2 separate regions of the Homo sapiens genome follow, and region 2 is linked to region 1. The links are chromatin loops, found by intact Hi-C in ENCODE. Cell type or tissue: CD4-positive, alpha-beta T cell. All regions are shown on one strand. Links, peaks and the distances in the headings refer to the core of each region. The heading gives the core; the rest is flanking DNA.

Evidence for each region. Peaks named below come from ENCODE experiments on the same cell type or tissue, not always from the same donor. Only the 100,000 strongest peaks of a DNase experiment are listed, where the experiment ranks them.
Region 2: a loop joins it to region 1, with 6 times the contacts of the local background. A loop is called at or near these places in 47 of 110 quality-filtered maps.

What each region holds. Positions count from the first base shown.
Region 1 is chr4:109,404,380-109,408,781 of GRCh38, reverse strand. No RefSeq gene overlaps it. Among named protein-coding and RNA genes, the nearest start is that of SEC24B, 27 kb to the left of the region's middle. In CD4-positive, alpha-beta T cell, for the core only: a CTCF peak has its summit at 2,246; a DNase peak (open chromatin) is centred at 2,251; H3K27me3 peaks cover 250 bases.
Region 2 is chr4:108,681,223-108,685,624 of GRCh38, reverse strand. No RefSeq gene overlaps it. Among named protein-coding and RNA genes, the nearest start is that of OSTC, 33 kb to the right of the region's middle. In CD4-positive, alpha-beta T cell, for the core only: no CTCF peak of the experiment used is centred there; a DNase peak (open chromatin) is centred at 1,974.

The sequences.
Region 1 (4,402 bases), core at 190-4,189:
AACAGCCCTCTGGAAGTGTTATCTGCCACCTCTGTTTTGCTGCAGTATATTATAGTTTTATATTTCTCTACTCTTTTTTTCATTCTTATTTATGTACCTGAACTGAGTGGTTAAGTGCTGTGGGCTAGATGGCCTAGATTTTAATCCCAGATTTGGTCATTTACATGATCTTATTTATTAGCCTTTTTAAGTCTTGGGTTATTCATTGTTAAATTGATAATAATTATAACTACCTCATACTTTCTTTGGTGAAGATTAAATGAAATAATGAATATAGTACACTTACCCCAATTCTATTTTAATTTTTAATTTTTTTTTTTGAGATAGAGTCTCGCTCTGTACCCCAGGCTGGAGCGCAGTGGTGCGATCTCGGCTCACTGCAACCTTTGCCTCCTGGGTTCAAGCGATTCTCCTGCCTCAGCCTCCTGAGTAGCTGGGACTACAGGCGCACGCCACCACACCTGGCTAATTTTTGTATTTTCAGTAGAGACAGGGTTTCACCATGTTGGCCAGGATGGTCTTGATCTTCTGACCTTGTGATTCACCCACCGTGGACTCCCAAAGTGCTGGGATTACAGACGTGAGCCACTGCGCCCAGACTAATTAATTAATTTTTTTAAGAGGCAGGGTCTAGCTCTGTCAGCCAGGCTGGAGTGCAGTGGTGCATTCATAGCCCAGTGTAGCATCAAAATCTTGGGTTGAAGCGATTTTCCTGCCTCAGCCTCCCAAGTGTCTAAGACTACAGGTATGTGCCACCTCTTATGGCTAATTTTTATTTGATATTTTTTGTAGAAATGGGGTCTTGTTCTATTGCCCAGGCTAGTCTCAAACTCCTGGGCTCAAGCAATCCTCCGGCCTGGGCCTCCCAAAGTGCTGAGATGACAGGTATCACCCATCACAACCAGCCTTAACCCAGTTCTGAACACACAGTAAATGGTTGAAAGTTATAAGTTATTGAGTTTGTTCTATTGTTATGTTTTAGTGTCCTTTCTAGACTCTAAGTTTATTGAGTGTTAAATCTGTCTCGATGGCAGGGGTCAGCAAACTTTTTCTGTAAAAGACAAGATAGTCAGTATTTTAGGTTTTGCTGGCAAAATATCTCTGTCATATATTCTTTACTCTGTCTGTCCCCTTTCTAAACAATCTTTTAAAATGTAAATTCATCCCCAGCTCACAGGCTGTAGAAAAACAGGCCACATACTAGCTGTGGTTTGCCAACCCCTGCTCTATAGTCCATAGTGCCTGGATCAGTGCTTTTCATGTAGACGTTAACTGAGAAATGTTGTCTGGTTAATTCAACAAGTGATTGCATGATTGAACTCTGTAGAAGTGACTGTGTTTTTTATCTTTTGCAAATGACTCCCTTTGCTCCTTTTCGCCTTGCACCATTCTAAGTCCTGAATATTTCCAGTGAGTCTGATTCTATGAACAAACTGGCTGAAGCCCCTAAAGCATGGGGCTGTGGGTGAGTTGTCCCTTCTACACAATGCTTCCTCTCTGGGTTGTCAGTTTGTTTCTGTTCCAATCTAGCCAGGGAGTTGTATGCTGAGTCAGGGAGCATAAATTATTCTGGGACAAAAAGTGGTGTGACTATTAGAACAATGTTAAATACTGTATTATTGCATTTAGATGGCAGCTCTTTATGTTTCTCCATGAATGTGTAAAATCCTTGCTCACACCCTGATTTTAATTGATGTCTGACAAATCCAGACTTACTGTGGCAAAAAAAATGACAATGTTAATATTAGCATAATTTTTCTCTTTGCTAACTGGATTTACATATCAACTCCTGGGATAGCATACATTATTTTTTTCTTTGTGCCTTGATTTAATCACAACAGCAACAATTACCTCTATTAGGCCTCTTTCTATAGATATATAGGAATATGGATGAGGATGAATGGCTTACTCTGAGAATTATTATTACTAAAATCTAAGCATTGGCTTTGCTTCCCTTACAAAGTATACATTAGGAAATAATTAGTATTACATAGTAAATTTGAAGCACAGACTTATATGTATCTTCACACTTATTTTAAAATACTTCTCTTTTATCTTTTCACAATGACTGTGAGGCTGATTATTGTTCTTATATTAGGTGAAATCTGTAACTTCACATGTTGGCTCACCAGAGCAATATTAAGAGAGATAATCATCAGCAATATCCACACAAATTGCATTCCTTAAAGCAAACCAATTGCTTTGAAGGTAAGCGAAATGATTCTTCACGGAGAAGTACCAAAATGTCCACTATGTGGTGCTGCTGTACCTGAATTACACAAGGAGGGTAAAACAGTACACTGTACCCTGAATTACACAAAAGAAGGTAAAGAAGTACACTGTACCCTTAATTACACAAAAGAGGGTAAAGAAGCACAAAGTAATAATAATTTCACCCACAAATTCATTATCATCATTGTTCAAGCAATTGTTATTGGGAAGACAAAGAAGAAAATATGTGATACTGAAATTATTACTATATGATGTAAAAGAAGCTATTTTTTTTCAACTTTGTTTCATATATGGAGAGAAAATTATCTTAGGAGAGAAGCTAATAAGTCAATGTGGGTGTTAATTTTTTGGAAAAACAATCAGAAAGAATACATAAACGGAAATTTTAGGGCATGCAAAAATTATAAATAAAGTCTGTGTGCATCTATATATACATACACACACACACATACACATAGAGAGAGAGACTTTAGCCAATGCTATATTTTAACAATGTTGAAAAACTTTTGGCTAAAATAACAATTATTAATCTGGGAATTTCATAAAAATTTTTTAGCAATCAGAATTTTACCAAATATTTTTCAGAATTTTTTCTGTAGCAATCAGAATTCTGTAGCAAGCCAAGTCATAAAAGAAAAAGAAAACCTTAATTTTGATTTCGACTCAAAATTCAAGCCCTATTTATTTTACTTTCAGGCCTATGGAGTAGCAATAGTTGCCAAAATACTAAACATAAGCTGTAAATTTTATGGACCATGCTTTCATTTACTTTTTAGGATTGAGATGTTGGAAGCTTTAGAATGTTGATTATGATGATACCCAAGACTCAAGTTTAAGAAGGAAAGGAAGCAATAAGATCATGCCTGCTATTAGTATAGTCGTCACAGTTATTGTGTAAAGGTAATGTGAAACAATGCAGAATATTTATGTTTTAACAGTTTCCATTTTATGCGACCTGTGGGGAATGAGAGTTATCCAAACTATATAGGCTGTGCCCCTCTTCCCTCCGAAGCAGCGAAGCCCGCGATGAGAACATTACTGCTGCTCTGGTACTTCCCTCTTATGGAACAAATTTGCAAAGTCTGTGGCAGTGATTCATAGTTCAGGAAAGACACACCTTTCAGAAGCAAAGATGAAGAAAGAAGGATGTTATATGTTTAGTCTTTGCTATTTTTACTCTCTGGTTTTCAGTTAAATTGTGACTTACAATTATTTGGTTATGGTGACCCATTAATTCACCAAACAGAAGCCCTATTTGAGTCAAAGAATCCTGTTTCCAAGCTTAAAAGAAAATGAATCTGTATGTTCTTATACTTTCCCTGTAATATGTTCTGTCATTTTACTAATGCTGAAAGTCTATCCAATAGACCTGGACTCATCACAAATAAAAATTTAGAGTTTCACAGAAATGGGTAAAGAGCAATTAGTATTTTCATTAAGAACTAACAAATATAAAGATCAAATTAGGGTTTTTTTTTCTTGGCCCTTGTTTATAATATGCACTAAAAATTACTATTGTACTTAGGAAGTATTTTTAATATTGAAGTTGACCTAAATTGTACTGAAATACTTGAACCTTCTGGTTGGGTCATATGGTATGGACTGTGTGCCACATAAAAATGCCTTTTATGTATTAATTGTGCCTATATTTCTTTAGCATCTGCCTCTCTCATTGGACTATAGACACCACAAAGACTGTTTTATGTCAACAGTGTCTATATAAATAGGTGCTTAAAATTTTTTGTAGAATCAACTGGCAAATGAATAAATGATGATAAACATTGCTGAATTAAATAAATGAAATATAAGCCAGGGCTAAATTCAACCTTAGTAAACAAATTTGTGAACTGTGAGCCATCCAGACTATTCCTAAGACTGAGTGTAGAAGTCCACTGGTAGGAGACTTCTACCAGTTTACATTTAAGATCTTAAGGAACTTACCATCTTGGTTGTTTCCTAAACTTTCTAGATCCTTAACTTCTACTGCAGAATACAGTTTTTAGCTTTCTTGCTTTCTTTTCTTTCTTTCTTTCTTTCTCTTTCTTTCTTTCTTTCTTTCTTTCTTTCTTTCTTTCTTTCTTTCTTTCTTTCCTTCTTTCTTCTTTCTTTCTTTCCTTCCTTCCTTCCTTCTTTCCTTCCTTCCTTCTTTCCCTCCTTCCTTCTCTCTCTT
Region 2 (4,402 bases), core at 273-4,272, 720 kb after region 1:
GTTAGGAGCAGAGGCTATGGATCTCTACTGCAGGCTTGCCACCTAGGACCTGTGCAATCTTTGGCAAGTGACTTAATCTCTCTGAACCTCAGTTTTCTCATCTATGAAATGGCCTTAGTTGTACTATCTCATAGCATTTTATGAGGATGCAGTGAGTTAATATGAAAAGTGCTTGGAACAATATCTGGCATACAGTATTCTCTTAATAAATGTTATGCTCTTAATAAATGTTAGCTATTTTTATTACCCATATTTCCTTGAACAACAAAGCTTTTCACAATCAAAGAATAGCTTCTCAAGGAGAAGAATTAGGGGTTAAAAGGGTTAAAAGTTCTGAAGAATGAATCAGCATTTTTCTCTCCCTTGTCTTTCCCTGTCTGTTTAGCAACACTGATTAACAGCTCAGAGGAAGAGGTCCAGAATGAACTTGAATGACAAGGAAAACAACTAATCTTCCCTAGGCAATATCCTTATTAAAGTTTCACTTTAGTAACAACCAGGTTTTCACTGAGACAGGTTGGTTGGGGTGGGGTGGGTAGAAAAGGAAAAAGTAGGCCAGGCACGGTGGCTCACGCCTGTAATCCCAGGACTTTGGGAGGCTGAGGCAGGCGGATCACCTGAGGTCAGTAGTGCGAGACCAGCCTGGCCAACATGGTGAAACCATGTCTCTACTAAAAATACAAAAATTAGCCAGGTGTGGTGGCAGGCGCCTGTAGTCCCAGCTACTCGGGAGGCTGAGGCAGAGAATTGCTTGAACCAGGGAGGCAGAGGTTGCAGTGAGCCGAGATCGCGCCACTGCACTCAGCCTAGGCAATGAATGAGACTCCATCTCAAAAAAAAAAAAAAAAAAAAAAGGGAAGAGAAAAGAAAAAATAGATCTGCCTCGACATGCGAGACCTGAAAGACCCAGAGATACAGATTCCTTTTCTGGGCCACTTGTCTGCACTTCTGAAAATGCTGACCAGGTGTGGCACACAGGCTATGGGACACCAAACCACATGGTCCAGACAGATGATGAGCGTGCTGTGATTACCTGCACAGTTGACTCATCCTCCGGGTACCTCCATGAAAAAGCATGTACACCAAGGGGGAATATGCCTTTTCCAAAGGGACACATGTCCAGGTTTACTAAATGGAAAAGCTAGTAATTTGTCCTGGCTTCTCTCTGAGAGGTTATCTAAGTGTTTGATGAATCTTATTTGATTGTTCGAGCAGTTTTAAGTGGTATTGCCAGCTTAAGTTCAGCCCCTGTCTTGGGACATCTATAACTTAGAAATGTTAAATACACCTAACTACTACTCTACAATTGAGTGTGGCCTTTTATAAAATAATAACCAATACTGGACAACTATAAGAGAGTTTTGAGAGAGGCAAAGAGAAAAAAAATTTCAGAAACATCTGGATTTTTCTACTCCCTGTTTTGAAGCATCACTTAATTGGTACCTAGGGTAAAAAGATGTTACCTATTTATAGATAAAATATATTAATAATTAAAAATTTATGTATAATTTGAAAATGTTATCAAACTTCTCATGACTTCTGTACCCTATTTATGATCACAATTGCTTTTAAAAATACATTTTCCAGCTACTGATCTCCTGGGAAGTATTTGGAGACCACAGAAAATGAGACATATCAGCTTCTTCACAAAAGAGTCCTGGACTGCTAAGGTCACTTAACCCCAGGCCTCAAATCATGGCAGCTAGCACTGGGAAACATCTCAGAAATCACCTAATCCAGTCTTCTACAGGGAGAAGTTTCTTCTTAATAAAATGGTAAGTGGTCCTTTGAAAACTTTACCACACGTAAAAATAATTTGAGATAGGCCTAAGAACATTATTACGTAAATCTAAAGCAGCAGCAGGATTATGCTTAGGCCAATGCCTGGCACATTATGGTAGGCGCTCAATAAAGGCTTCCTACGACTAATAAATGATGACTGAGCCAGCAAGTAAACTTACGTACTATTCAGGTATCAAAAGCCCCATCTGCTGGTCAAAAAGAATTAATCTGTAGCCCTGCAGATAGTGATAAGAAAACTCATGTTTCAGAAAATTATAAAATATTAAAAGGAATATCAAATAGGAAAGGGGTATTAGGGATCATCTGCTGAACCCACTTACTTTACAAATGAAGACACTTTTTACAACACTGATAAGTTCCCAACCAGAAGCGGAAAAAGTCAAATACTGTAGTTTATCAAAATCATAGTTCACACAGAGTAACTCTGAAAAACATTGACTGTCATACAATGAGTATGAAATTTTGTGAGGTGAAAATAATCTACATATTGAAGATGCTTTCTGGTTTAAAATTGCTTCCTGCTCTTCTCAGGAAAAAAGGTGATTATGAGAGTTTGGACTTGTAGTTAAACTAATGTCCAAATGGAGTTTCCACCATTGCTAGCTATTTCTTGGTTGAAGTATCTCTGTCTTAATATCCTTCATCCTTAATGTGTGAGTCATAATATTCTACCATGAGGATACAAGATCACCTATTTAATGTATAATGGTGGGCACATAGTAGGAATCCCAAAATTGGAGAAAAAGAAAGGGTGGCTGTGGGTGTTGCTACTATTAATACTGTGGACTAAAAATAACTTTCCTACATGCCTCACACCGGGATTGTCAGGAGAATTGAGATAATGTATGTAAAAGTTCTTTGTAAACTGAAAAAGCGCAATACAACTAGAAGTTATTGTGCTTAGACAGAGATAGTGATGTACCAAAGATACAATTTTAATCATCAATTTAACAACAAAATCTTTAAAAAAAAAAAAAAAAAAAAAAAGAATAAGGCTGTGCACGGTGGCTCACGCTGGTAATCCCAGCAGTTTGGGAGGCCGAGGTGGGCAGATCACCTGAGGTCAGGAGTTCGAGACCAGCCTGGGCCAACATGGCAAAACCCTATTTCTACTAAAAATACAAAAATTAGCCGGGCCTTGTGGTGTGTGCCTGTAATCTCAGCTACTTGGGAGGCTGAGGTAGGAGAATCACTTGAACCCGGGAGGCGGAGGTTGCAGTAAGCCGAGATCACACCACTGCACTCCAGCCTGGGTAACAGAGCGAGACTCCATCTCAAAAAAAAAAAAAAAAAAAAAAATAATAATAATAAATAAGTAGCATTTCTTGGATAAGCTGTTTTAAAAACACAAGCTTTCATTTGCTGCCTGGAAAGATTGTTCTGGGCTCTGTTTCCTCTAAATTCAGCTTAGAAACAGAACAAACCTTAGTTCATCTGTCTCTTCTTATATTTCACAATATACAGTACAAGACAGTTGACTTGGCACTTTCTACTTCCTCCCTAGCTGGATCAATGAGTTCATTAGGTGCCCTTTCTATGCCCTCCCACCACCCCTGCCTCACATGGTTAGAGCATTAGCAAATTTCGCCTTTACCTAACAAAGGTCCCTTCTCTTCAGCCTCTAAGGTCATTGACCTCACTGTCTTGAAGCATCAACAGCTCCACTTTCTTTTTTTTTTTTTTTGAGACGGAGTCTCGCTCTGTCGCCCAGGCTGGAGTGCAGTGGCGCGATCTCGGCTCACTGCAAGCTCCGCCTCCCAGGTTCACGCCATTCTCCTGCCTCAGCCTCCCAAGTAGCCGGGACTACAGGCGTCCGCCACCGTGCCCAGCTAATTTTTTGTATTTTTAGTAGAGACGGGGTTTCACCGTGTTAGCCAGGATGGTCTCGATCTCCTGACCTCTATCCGCCTGCCTCGGCCTCCCAAAGAGCTGGGATTACAGGCGTGAGCCACCGTGCCCGGCCAACAGCTCCACTTTCATTGTCTTCTCCAGGCCTTTCTGGCTTTTATTTTTCATCTCTTCAAGACCCTGGAAGTTTCAATCCACTGTTTGGTCCTAAAGCCACACATTCATCCCAGTTCTTGATTGCTCATTAAAAGCAAGCCGAACATTTAGTGGCTGAAAACAGTTTATTCCTATTTCCCAAGGTCCTGCAGGCTGACTGGACTCAGCTGAGTAGTTCTCCCTTGGGGTATCTCACACAGTTGTAGTCAGATGGCAGCTGGGCTAATGTCCATGAAGGCTCCTTTGCAGGACTGGCAGTTGATTGTAGCAGCCAGCTCCGAGCTCAGCTGATGTTGACAGGATTGGCGACATGTGGTTTTTCCATGTGTTTTGGGGTGCTCATGATCCTGCAGCTGGGTTCCAAGAGGGTGCATCCCAAGAACCAGCATTCTCAGACGCAGGAAGCAGAAGCTGCCAAGCTGTTTAAAAACTATGCCCAGCACTGGCAGTCACTTTTGCCATCTTTAACCAGGAAAAGCGATGACAAGGCTGGCCACATTCCACGAACAAGAGAAATCATCTTCTCTTAATAAGGAGCAGCAAGGTCACTTTGTATAAAACATATGAGTTAGGAGTTACTGCTGCAGTCACTTTT